Regions from separate parts of the Homo sapiens genome. Here region 1 is linked to region 2. Evidence: chromatin loops called from intact Hi-C (ENCODE). Cell type or tissue: mesothelial cell of epicardium. All regions are shown on one strand.

Evidence for each region. Hi-C counts contacts between places; a loop is a spot of excess contacts. Peaks named below come from ENCODE experiments on the same cell type or tissue, not always from the same donor. Only the 100,000 strongest peaks of a DNase experiment are listed, where the experiment ranks them.
Region 1: a loop joins it to region 2, with 11 times the contacts of the local background. A loop is called at or near these places in 2 of 110 quality-filtered maps.

The regions. Positions count from the first base shown.
Region 1 is chr18:55,242,057-55,247,056 of GRCh38, reverse strand. The region is part of intron 15 of TCF4 (transcription factor 4); the gene reads left to right. Among named protein-coding and RNA genes, the nearest start is that of LINC01929, 120 kb to the right of the region's middle. In mesothelial cell of epicardium, no CTCF peak of the experiment used is centred here; a DNase peak (open chromatin) is centred at 2,906.
Region 2 is chr18:55,762,563-55,767,562 of GRCh38, reverse strand. The region is part of intron 2 of LOC105372130 (a long non-coding RNA gene); the gene reads right to left. Among named protein-coding and RNA genes, the nearest start is that of LINC01415, 17 kb to the left of the region's middle. RefSeq lists a silencer at 4,031-4,325. In mesothelial cell of epicardium, no CTCF peak of the experiment used is centred here; no DNase peak of the experiment used is centred here.

The DNA of each region.
Region 1 (5,000 bases), 520 kb after region 2:
CAGCACTCACTGTGAAGCAGGAAATGAGGCTTGTCCAGAATGCCTTGCTCTGGTGGAACCAAACTGAGTTTGAGAGGCCATTCCTGTGTTTCAGAGCACTTTCAAAACTATTTTCTAAATACCCTGTTACAGAATTTCACCCAAGCTATTGGTGGTCAACATCATCTTTCAATAGCTACTATCTTGTTTTTCTTTAAATTAGGATATTTGCCTTCTCTAGTGTTCTGTCATCTCTCCTAATCTCCACAACTATCAAGTATTTCGGAGAGCAGATTAGCAACCTCAACCGAAAGTTTTGAACTTTATCAATATCATACTTTATTTTTTTAAAACTGAAAAAAAAAAGGACAGAAAGGTAAAAGAACTTGAAGAAATTCTTTTAGCCATGGATGAGTGATAACAGCTGAGAATCCTTGAGCTTACCATTTGATATTTCTATATTAATTTAAAGAAAAGTCAAAAGATTTTGAAAACAGCAATAGAAGTAAGATCCTTTAAGCTCTATTCAGCAGCCCCTAAGAAAAGTGATGAGGACACTGTGCATGCCCATATGTGAACATGGTTGGCCACCTTAGGTATTTCCCCTTCTCTCCACATGAATACATATTTTACTCAAATTCAGACTCTATGATGTTGAAACAGTCTGGCATTGGATGTTTACCTCAAAACCCTGCTCTCTCTGCACCTAGGACAAACAAATCCTAGTTCTCTGGTGTTTAGCATCTTGGAGCCATGAATTTTAAATAAATCAAAGACAAAAACCTTGTCTTTCCCAGTTTTAAAATATAAAAGATACACACACACACACACACACACACACACACGTGTATTTAAAATAGACCCTATAACCTCATCATATTCTTACATCCTTACATGGTTTTCTTCTTAAATTGTGGAGGAAAAGGCAGGCAGACACATTTAATAGCACAGTGATCATCATTTTTTAAATGAACTGTTACAGGGACATAATCTTAAACTATCCATAATTTGGAATAGGCACAACTGTGCATTTAAAAAAATGCAATATTACCCTTATTTTCTCAGGAAAGCAGATTTTCTGGAGGGAAAAGTATATATTGTATATATTAGAAAATATACATATGTTCATTCACTCTTTCTGCATCTGCTGTGCTTCAGATGCTTTTGGGGATGCATAAACGTGTAAAAGAAAGTATCTGATCTTACAGGCCTTTTATCCTGGTAGAGTGATAATACAAATATGGGTCTAACTATAATGCAAGGTAGAATTATGAAATGACCTAAGGAGCAATTCAGACCGCTAGGAAAAGCTTCCCGGAGAAGATGCCATTGAGCTCATATTCGAGTCCACATAGAATTTCAACAATTAGAGACAGGATAGAAAAGGCGTTTCAGAGCCATATAATAAACATGATTTAAAACCAAAAACAGAAAATAAAGGCTCATGCACCTAAATGGAAGTAAGAAAACTGCCTGATGATACCAGTCCTTGCAGCTTGCCAGCCAGGGCTGCATTGGGTGAAAAGCCCCTCCACAGCACGGCAGCTCCAGCAGTTGGCTCGAATATTTCACATGAGAGTCCACAGGAAGAGCGAGCTTTCATGTATATTTTTTACATCCAAATTAAGTTAACTCATGGAATTTTCCACCCTTAGGAATTAAAGTAGCAACTCATGAAGTAATTCAGTTATGTCATTCATACCAAAACAGAAAATACTGGAGCAACTTGGCACTGTTTAAAAGCCAAGATTAGGCCTTGGCCATTTTATATTTTTTCACATTCCATGGCCGTTGTGTTATTTTAACTTTTATTATGGCTGTAAATTTTTCAAATCAAAAGTATCTTAATTGCTTAGAAAACAGAAGTTGAAAATGGGTTCATAGTAAGAAGAGGGTTTAGGCAAAGCAGCTTTAGGAGTGAGAACTGAAAAAAAGCTGTAGCATTACATTTTCTGTAATGCGAGGGTTCTACCTATTTGGTTGACATTCACAGTTGTGCATAATTATAGCTTCCTCTATATCCATAAATCATCTTAGAACTATAAAGTTGAGTTTAACCAAAAGATCTGTCCAATATTAGTGAAATGACATCTTTAGGGAAGCATTGTCCTGATACAATAGCCACATTCATTTTAAAGCAGTTAATTGGACACATTGTCAAAAACCACGGTATTGAGTTTCCACATTTTAATTTCACATTTGCCTTCTCCCTGGCTTCTGCACACGGACGGGTCTCTTTTGGAGCTGAAAGTGTGTGAAAGTTATTGGAGAATGGTAGTCTCTGGGTAATGTTTCTGTAAGCTGCCCAAAATTTTCCCCCTGTAGTCTAGATGGGAAACAGCTGGTATTTGTTTAAAAAGCTGTTTTGCAAAATGTCTAAACCTTGAGATATAGAACTGAGGTCACCATTAAAGCAGGTGCTTAAGAGCAAGTGAGAAAGACTTCAGAGGCCGACTGGCTCTGGAATCTTCTGCAGGGCACTTCCTATTAGAAGAAAAAGTGTTGAAGTTTGCTCCTTTATTTAGGACACGGCTATAAGTATTAATAAGTAAGTGCACTAGCAATACTACTAGAAATTGAGTATTTTTGAACATAGCCAGCCCTCAAGTGAATAATTAGCTCAGTATGAAAGGAACTAAAATGGTCATTTTTCTCACAGGGCTTCAAGATACAAGAGCCCAAGGCGCTCTAGTCTCCTTTGGGTGTTTGAATTTCCTCTTTAAACACACCAACAGTAAAAGAACTACTATTTCAAATAAGCAGTACCATAACTGACTATATCTTCCAAGGTTTTGGATGCAATCTAAGGGAAAGGGGGAAAAGAGACCCGACTTGGCAAGACCCGTACCGAAGCAGTCTGGAAAAAAAGCAAAGCAAAAAACATGTGGAACCACTAAAGGCCAGTGCACGTCAGGTATCCACCAGTCTGAAGATGAAAGGAAGTAAGCCTCCTCCCCTGGGAGCTGGAGGTTATTAGCAGCTGTTTATCCAGTCGGGAATAGAGATTAACATTGTACTTTTTTTTTAAGAACTAGAAGAAAATTTGTTTGGGAAGTTGGCTTTTCATATCAAGTCACTGTGCTTTGCCAAAAAAAACTTCCTTTCTCAGAACTCATGTACTAGCATTGAGCAATGTTATGATTCTCTGAGAAACTCTGAATTACCAAAAAGTCTTTCTCCATTAAATAGAACAGAAAAGGACAGAGAAATGGGTGAACGTTTGCCATTGACACATTGCAGTTGTACTCTTTACCATGTGAAATTTGCCGTTTGGTCTATTACCTGTTCTCCAACCTGACTCTAAATGGGACACTCTGCCCTCTACCCCTCACACGTACCCTCACAACTTAATCATTGCCACTCTAAGGTGCACACAATGGGTTCTGCAGATACCTACTGCTTGCAAAAAGACCTTTCATGAGATATTGGGGAAACTGCCTAGTACTCTGGGTGCTTTATTCTCAAAAAACAAACAAACAAACAAACAAAAAACGAGTTGGATATAGGTATTTTTCCCCTGATTTAATGCTACTCTTAATGTCATTTTCTTTTATTAAATCCTTTCTTCTGCTTTTGATCTTATTTATAGCAGAGCCACTGGTCATATGGAAACTATTACTGTATAGCTGCGAGATGAAAGACTTCATGGCAATTAAATAAGAGTGAATCATTTGGGCCAATAATACACACATACAGTGAGGTACCATTTGTGTCCAAAATGCCCTGTGTTGTTCACTTTGTAGCAAAGCCATTGAGCTTTACAAAGGGCTTTACAAAAATCTGCTTTTTGTCAGAAATATGTAGTCTGACAATATGAAAACACATGTTAACACACAGTCCTTAGCTGCTTGCTTCTTCACACATACACAGTATCTAAATCATGCCACTTATTGATATAAAATGAAATTTTCACTTAAATTTGGGATATTATTTAGTTGTGTTAAGCGTCAGCTCTTTAAAAATATATTTGGATAATCTATATCAAAATTCGACCCATCACTCAAAACCTGCCTAAAATGTCATGTTCTTCTTAAAGTAGTCCCTGGTTTCCTAAACGGGTATGACTTCATCATTTTTTAAAACCCTACATGACCTTGTACTCCTTTATGACATTCATCGTATTTTGCCTTGTATAGTAATATTATCCCATCATTAAAATATCAGTGCCTGGGCTAGGCGCGGTGGTTCAGGCCTGTAATCCCAGCACTTTGGGAAGCCAAGGCGGGAGGATCACAAGTTCAGGAGTTCGAGACCAGCCTAGCCAACATGGTGAAACCCCGTCTCTACTAAAAATACAAAAATTAGCTGGGCGTAAAGGTGCACGCCTGTAATCCCAGCTACTGGGGAGGCTGAGGCAGGAGAATCGCTTGAACCCGGGAGGCGGAGGTTGCAGTGAGCCAAGATCATGCCACTGCACTCCTTTCTGGGCAACAAAGCAACACTCCATCTTAAAAAAAAAAAAAAAAATCAGTGCCTGCAAAGTCATAGACGTGTTTATTTTTCCTTGCAAATGCCCATGTAGTGCCTTGCATATAGTACACTTTCATAAGGCGCTTGTCAAATTAAGTGAAATGTTTATTTGATAGAAACATGCTAAATGTATATTTGGCAATATCAAACAATTAAATTTCAGACATAGTCTCACAGATCCATAGCATTTGTGTCATCATTTGCTAAGCATCTAACTGCACATTGTACTATTACACTCCCGTGCAGTGACCTGTGCAGTTCCTGTCCTTGGGATGGGATGCCCACAAATGGAGACAAGTATAGGCTTTACGAATGGCAGCAAAACAAACTTATTGAAGTTTATGCCCTGCACCATTCAACAATGACCTTGAATGTGTTTTAAGGGTGGTGTCTGTAATGCATAGTGAGCTCGTGAGGTGACAAGAAAGTGGAGATTTCTGGAGATCCACTCAGCCCTGAAGGGTCAGAGAGTGAGGGGATCTGTGAGGCTAATAAAAGAGAAGCAGTTGGTGAGTTAGGAGGAAAAAACTAGCCCAGCAGACAGAGCAGGG
Region 2 (5,000 bases):
GCTCTAGTTTTAAGCACGATTGCTGAAGAATAGTTCTGTATTTAAAAATACATTTTTTTTAGTAATTTGCATAAAGTGGTGATTCTCAACCAGGTGGTTTTTGTCCCCCACCTCTTAAAAGACATTTGGCAATGTTCGGAGATGTTTTTGTTTATTGTAACTGGGGAGTGGGGTGCTTCTGGCCTGTAGTGGATAGACGCCAATGATGTTGCTAATCCTATAATGCATAGGAAAGCCACCCACAACAAAGAATTATCTGGCCCAAATGTCACTAGGACCATGCCTGAGAAACCCTGCACTACGGTAACCTCAGGAGTAGAAGAGAAAGCGAGAACTTCATCCAGGTCTTCATGACTCCAGCTGATCTCAAAATGACCTCACTTTCTGTCTTTAAAGGCTCTCAACTTTTCATTTAAAGCAATTTTTACTTATCATCAGGATTTCCCTTTTAAGATCCACTTGCCTGTTAATAATCCCTCTTTTAGAAACTTTGGCCAAGGCATAGTATTTATTGTTTCTTTCACTTTTTAACATTTATTTTCCTAAAGTCTAAGATACCAAGGCTCTTCATGATTATGGTCCCAGCATGTTGTCATCTTTTCCCCCAGATTTCCAACACTTTCACATCACCCACACTTTTTCAGTGGTGAGAATGGAGTCATAAGGTAGTTACATCAATGATACTGAATTATCCAAAAGAATAAAATAATGCTCAACATGCTTCATAGATAATGCAAAAAGTGTCAACACTGCTACATACACAAAGCATCATCGCTTTTTATTATGCTTTTGTGTTTTTCTCTTAAGCAAGTGAAGTTTCAGATACCTAGACTCTCCTAATAAATGTTAGCCTTACTTCATGTAAGAAGACAGCATGATTTTAAAAACAGCAGGTATGATTTATATGGACAGTAGAGTCTTTTGTTCTGTCATGCATCTATTTAAGAAGGACCTAGTATAACTTAGAAAGGTACATTCCACTAAAGAAAGAGTAAAGTCACATCATGTTGGTCCTTTTGCTCGGCACTTCTCTCTTCTGCCACCATGGGAAGAAGGACATGTTTGCTTCCCCTTCTGTCATGATTGTAAGTTTCCTGAGGCTTCCCCAGCCATGCCTAACCTAACTGTGAGTCAATTAAACCTCTTTCCTTTATAAATTACCCAGTCCTGGGGATGTTTTTATAAGCAGCGTGAGAACGGACTAATACTCTGATCCTGTCAGCTGACCATGGCCATCAGATCAAGCCACTTACGAGCAGCATGCTGAAGAAAGAGGACCACAAGGTCAGTGCCAAGCGCTAAGCACAAGGAGAAATGCTGGTGCCACATGGAAGCCAGTGGCATTGCATTCGCAAGCACAGGTGAACTCTCTTGAGAGTGCAAAGTTGGAAATTAATGAAGAGTCCCTGGAATTCCTCCAGTCACACTGGAGGAGGATGAGCTGGAAAAACAGTGAGACTCAGGGAAACTGGTTGTCAGCATTAAGCATATCTAAATCAGCCTGGCCCCCTTCCATCTGAGCTTCTATACACATGACTCTACTTAATTCAATTTCAATTCAGTCACTTCGCGTCTACAACAAGTCAAAGGAAGTATTTCTTTTCTAGACATCTAAAGGACCACGATTATTTCAAAGTTATTTCAAGGTATTACACAGCCTTAATAATCAATTGAATGGCTGATTTTTTTTTTCTTTATCCAAGACCTAAAATTTTCTCATTAGATTTCAAGTTAGTAAGTCGAATCTCCATTGACATCCAGGAATTGATTGCAGGGCCCCCAACTAAAGCATACTGTCTAAAGACGTGAGCTCGAAGTCAAACTTAAACATGCAGACAAGAAATTGTATGCACTGATTGCTGGTAGCTGGAAGTCATCTCTCTCCTCTGAATTTCCTTAGTCACTGTCCTCTTAGTCCTATCTAGATGGTATTAGAATCATTTACATATAGTTTTTACCTCCTCTCCCAGCCTTACTAAGGAAGCACACTGACGGCAGGTTTGAGAACTAAATATCCTTATATCCTCTTTTAGGTGAGGAGTCCAAAGTGTTTACAGTCACGTGAGATAGCATATTTTGATTTACTCGCTGTATGTCAGTGTTGGCTCTATGTACATGAGATCAACACATCTCTCTAACACAATCAGAAAAAAAAATAGATCAGTTCATATGAACCAAATATCCAAATCAAATGATTACTTTCTTCCTACTTTTCAACCCCTTGCATTGCCACCAATGCCTTTTATTTATTTATTTGTTTATTTTTATTTTTTTGAGACAGAGTCTCACTCTGTCACCCAGGCTGGAGTGCAATGGCATGATCTCGGCTCACTGCAATCTGCACCTCCTGTGTTCAAGTGATTCTCCTGCCTCAGCCTCCTGAGCAGCTGAGATTACAGGCGCATGCCACCACGCCCGGCTAATTTTTGTATTTTTAGTAAAGATGTGGTTTCACCATGTTGGTCAGGCTGGTCTCGAACTCCTGACCTCATGATCCGCCTGCCTCGGCCTCCCAAAGTGCTGGGATTACAGGCGTGAACAGTGCCTGGCCACCAATGCCTTTTCTTAAATTAAATACAAAAATGCACTTTGCCTTCCTCCTCAGAGACTTTGTCAGTGAGACTAAATCAATGGAGAGCTTCTACTGATAGCTATCATTATTGTATTTCTTTTTCTACAAGGTGAAAGATCACTGCAGGGTGGTACCTTTATTGGAATTTCTCACAATAAATCCTTATTTAACTTTATTCGTATATCAGCCACTACAGTTAGACCTACTTCTTTAAGGTCTCCCAAGCTTTTTTCAACCTGGACAGTTTTAGTCATCATGATTTCACAGCTTGGGGGAGAGCTTCCCTCTCCCCCATCCCTTATGTAAACTCTGGCTATTCTTCAAGGCCTAGTTCAAGCTCCACCCACAAGAAGCCCCTTTCACAGGACTCCAGGCTACACCAAGCTGTCCCTTCCCTGAACTCTGGCTCACACAGTGTATCTCTTAATAGCGCTCTAACTGTTTCATGTTACGTTAGTGTTGTCTTCCCAAGTGGATCATAAACTGTCTGGTATCTATCCCCTACAAATCCGAGCACAATGTTGGACTTCTTTTTGTGCCCAATAAATACTTGTCGATTGACTGGCTGGTTTAGAAAACACAGTACACAGTTAGTGTGTGGGGCGGAGCGGGGGAATGAAAAGCAATAGGCAGGCTTCAGCTCTGGCCAAATTTAGATTACATTTAAATCTATGTGTTTCTTTAAAAAAATGAATGTTCAAGTCACTGACTCTGGACCTAGTAGGTTAGTCCACTGAGCCTTAGATTTCAGGGTGTTATTGTGGATTTGGCTTTCCTGGGATGGAACTCCAAGAAGATAGATTATCGTGTGCTCCTAATGCACTACACAGCCTATTGACTTTATATGTCATCAATGTATATTGTATGTCTACACTATTACCAGGAGAAGCAGGAGTGCATGTAGTTATGCCTCTGTCTCAGCCCGTCATCCCATGCTGTGCCCTATGGGAAGCCACTGATTCTTACACTTGGAGCTGGGACAATGCAACTTAATCAGACTGACAGGAAACAGGCAGCAATTACAGTGTGCTGCTACATCTGCTGGGTTCCACTTCACTGAAGGAAGAGTTATCTCAATTTTAATGTACATCCCTTTTTCATGTTTCATTTAACCTCTGCCGTATTATTAAACACATCAAAATATAATGACACTCGTTAAAGAAGAAAAAGAGGACAGTTGGGATATTTTGGACTGTATCTCCTATATTTGTAACTTAATTGTATCATTTTTGCTTCTCTTCAACATCTCTCCCTGGTGAATAACTAATTCAGAATATAGGTATTTAAATAGTGAGTTGGGAACTGGCTGTTTAAACACCTACATCAACACTGAGTGCAGCTACAATGCAACGTCCCTCAATCATTTTTCTGTTTTCACCACTAGTGTTTCTCTTTTCAAAAACATTCTTTTACAATGTGTCAAAATAGCTAGTTTACCCATTACTGCAGTGATATAAACTGCTTTAAAAGCAGCTCAATGCAATTCTTCAGGAATGTGTTTGTAATATGACTCAGGAAACCTTTGGAACTTAAATGAGCAGGTGTCTCACCCACTCTGGCCCACCCTAGAACAGCCAGAGCTCCATCAGCAGGTGGATCCTGCTGACCCGAGTTCTAGGATCTATTAAACCATTCATTTCTGCAAGACAAATGTGATGACACACCAGGCTAAGCCTCTCCTCTGAGGTTTGGTTTTGTGTGTGTGTAATTTTTTTTTCTTTCCACTGTGATTCTCTGATCTCTTATCTCTCTTTGAGCTCCAGTTTTACCATTGAATCTGAAGTATATAGTAAACCTTTCTAAAAATCAAATGTTCATCAGATTAATTGCGGCATCCAAATCCAGACTGCCCAAGTTTCCAAAGATATAATAGAAATGTGATCCTAAACTTCCACTTGAACTCTTAAGATGGTGTTTGGCCAAGCAGAATTTGCAAGACATTTACAGGAATTTGTGTGTATTAGGGAAAATGGAGGGAAAGGTTAATAACCAAAGATACGCTTCTATATAAAGAGTTTTTTTAGGCCAAAAAGCTCCAATGTCCAAGCTTTTAAAATAATTATTAGAATTTTCATTAAGAAATAATTTAATCAAAATATGACAGGCATGTCCATCATCAGTGCCAAATACGGGTTGCTATGAACTAGGGTGACAAAAAGTGGTCTAAGAAAGAGTGAGTGTTTTCAAGTAGCTAACAATCTATAGTGAAATCAAAACAAATGCAGAAAAAGATAAGCTAAAGCCCAAACAGGTTCCTATCAGTGTGTGGAATTTACTACAGGGCAACACTACAATGACTTATGTTTATAGTTAGGCGAACAAGAAAGAGCTGAAGCCCCTGAGATCTCCTTTAGGATAAAAGAGGCCTGATATTCAGCGAGCAAGCACTTACCCTACAGAGGCCTCCCAGATGTCTATCTCCAGCTTC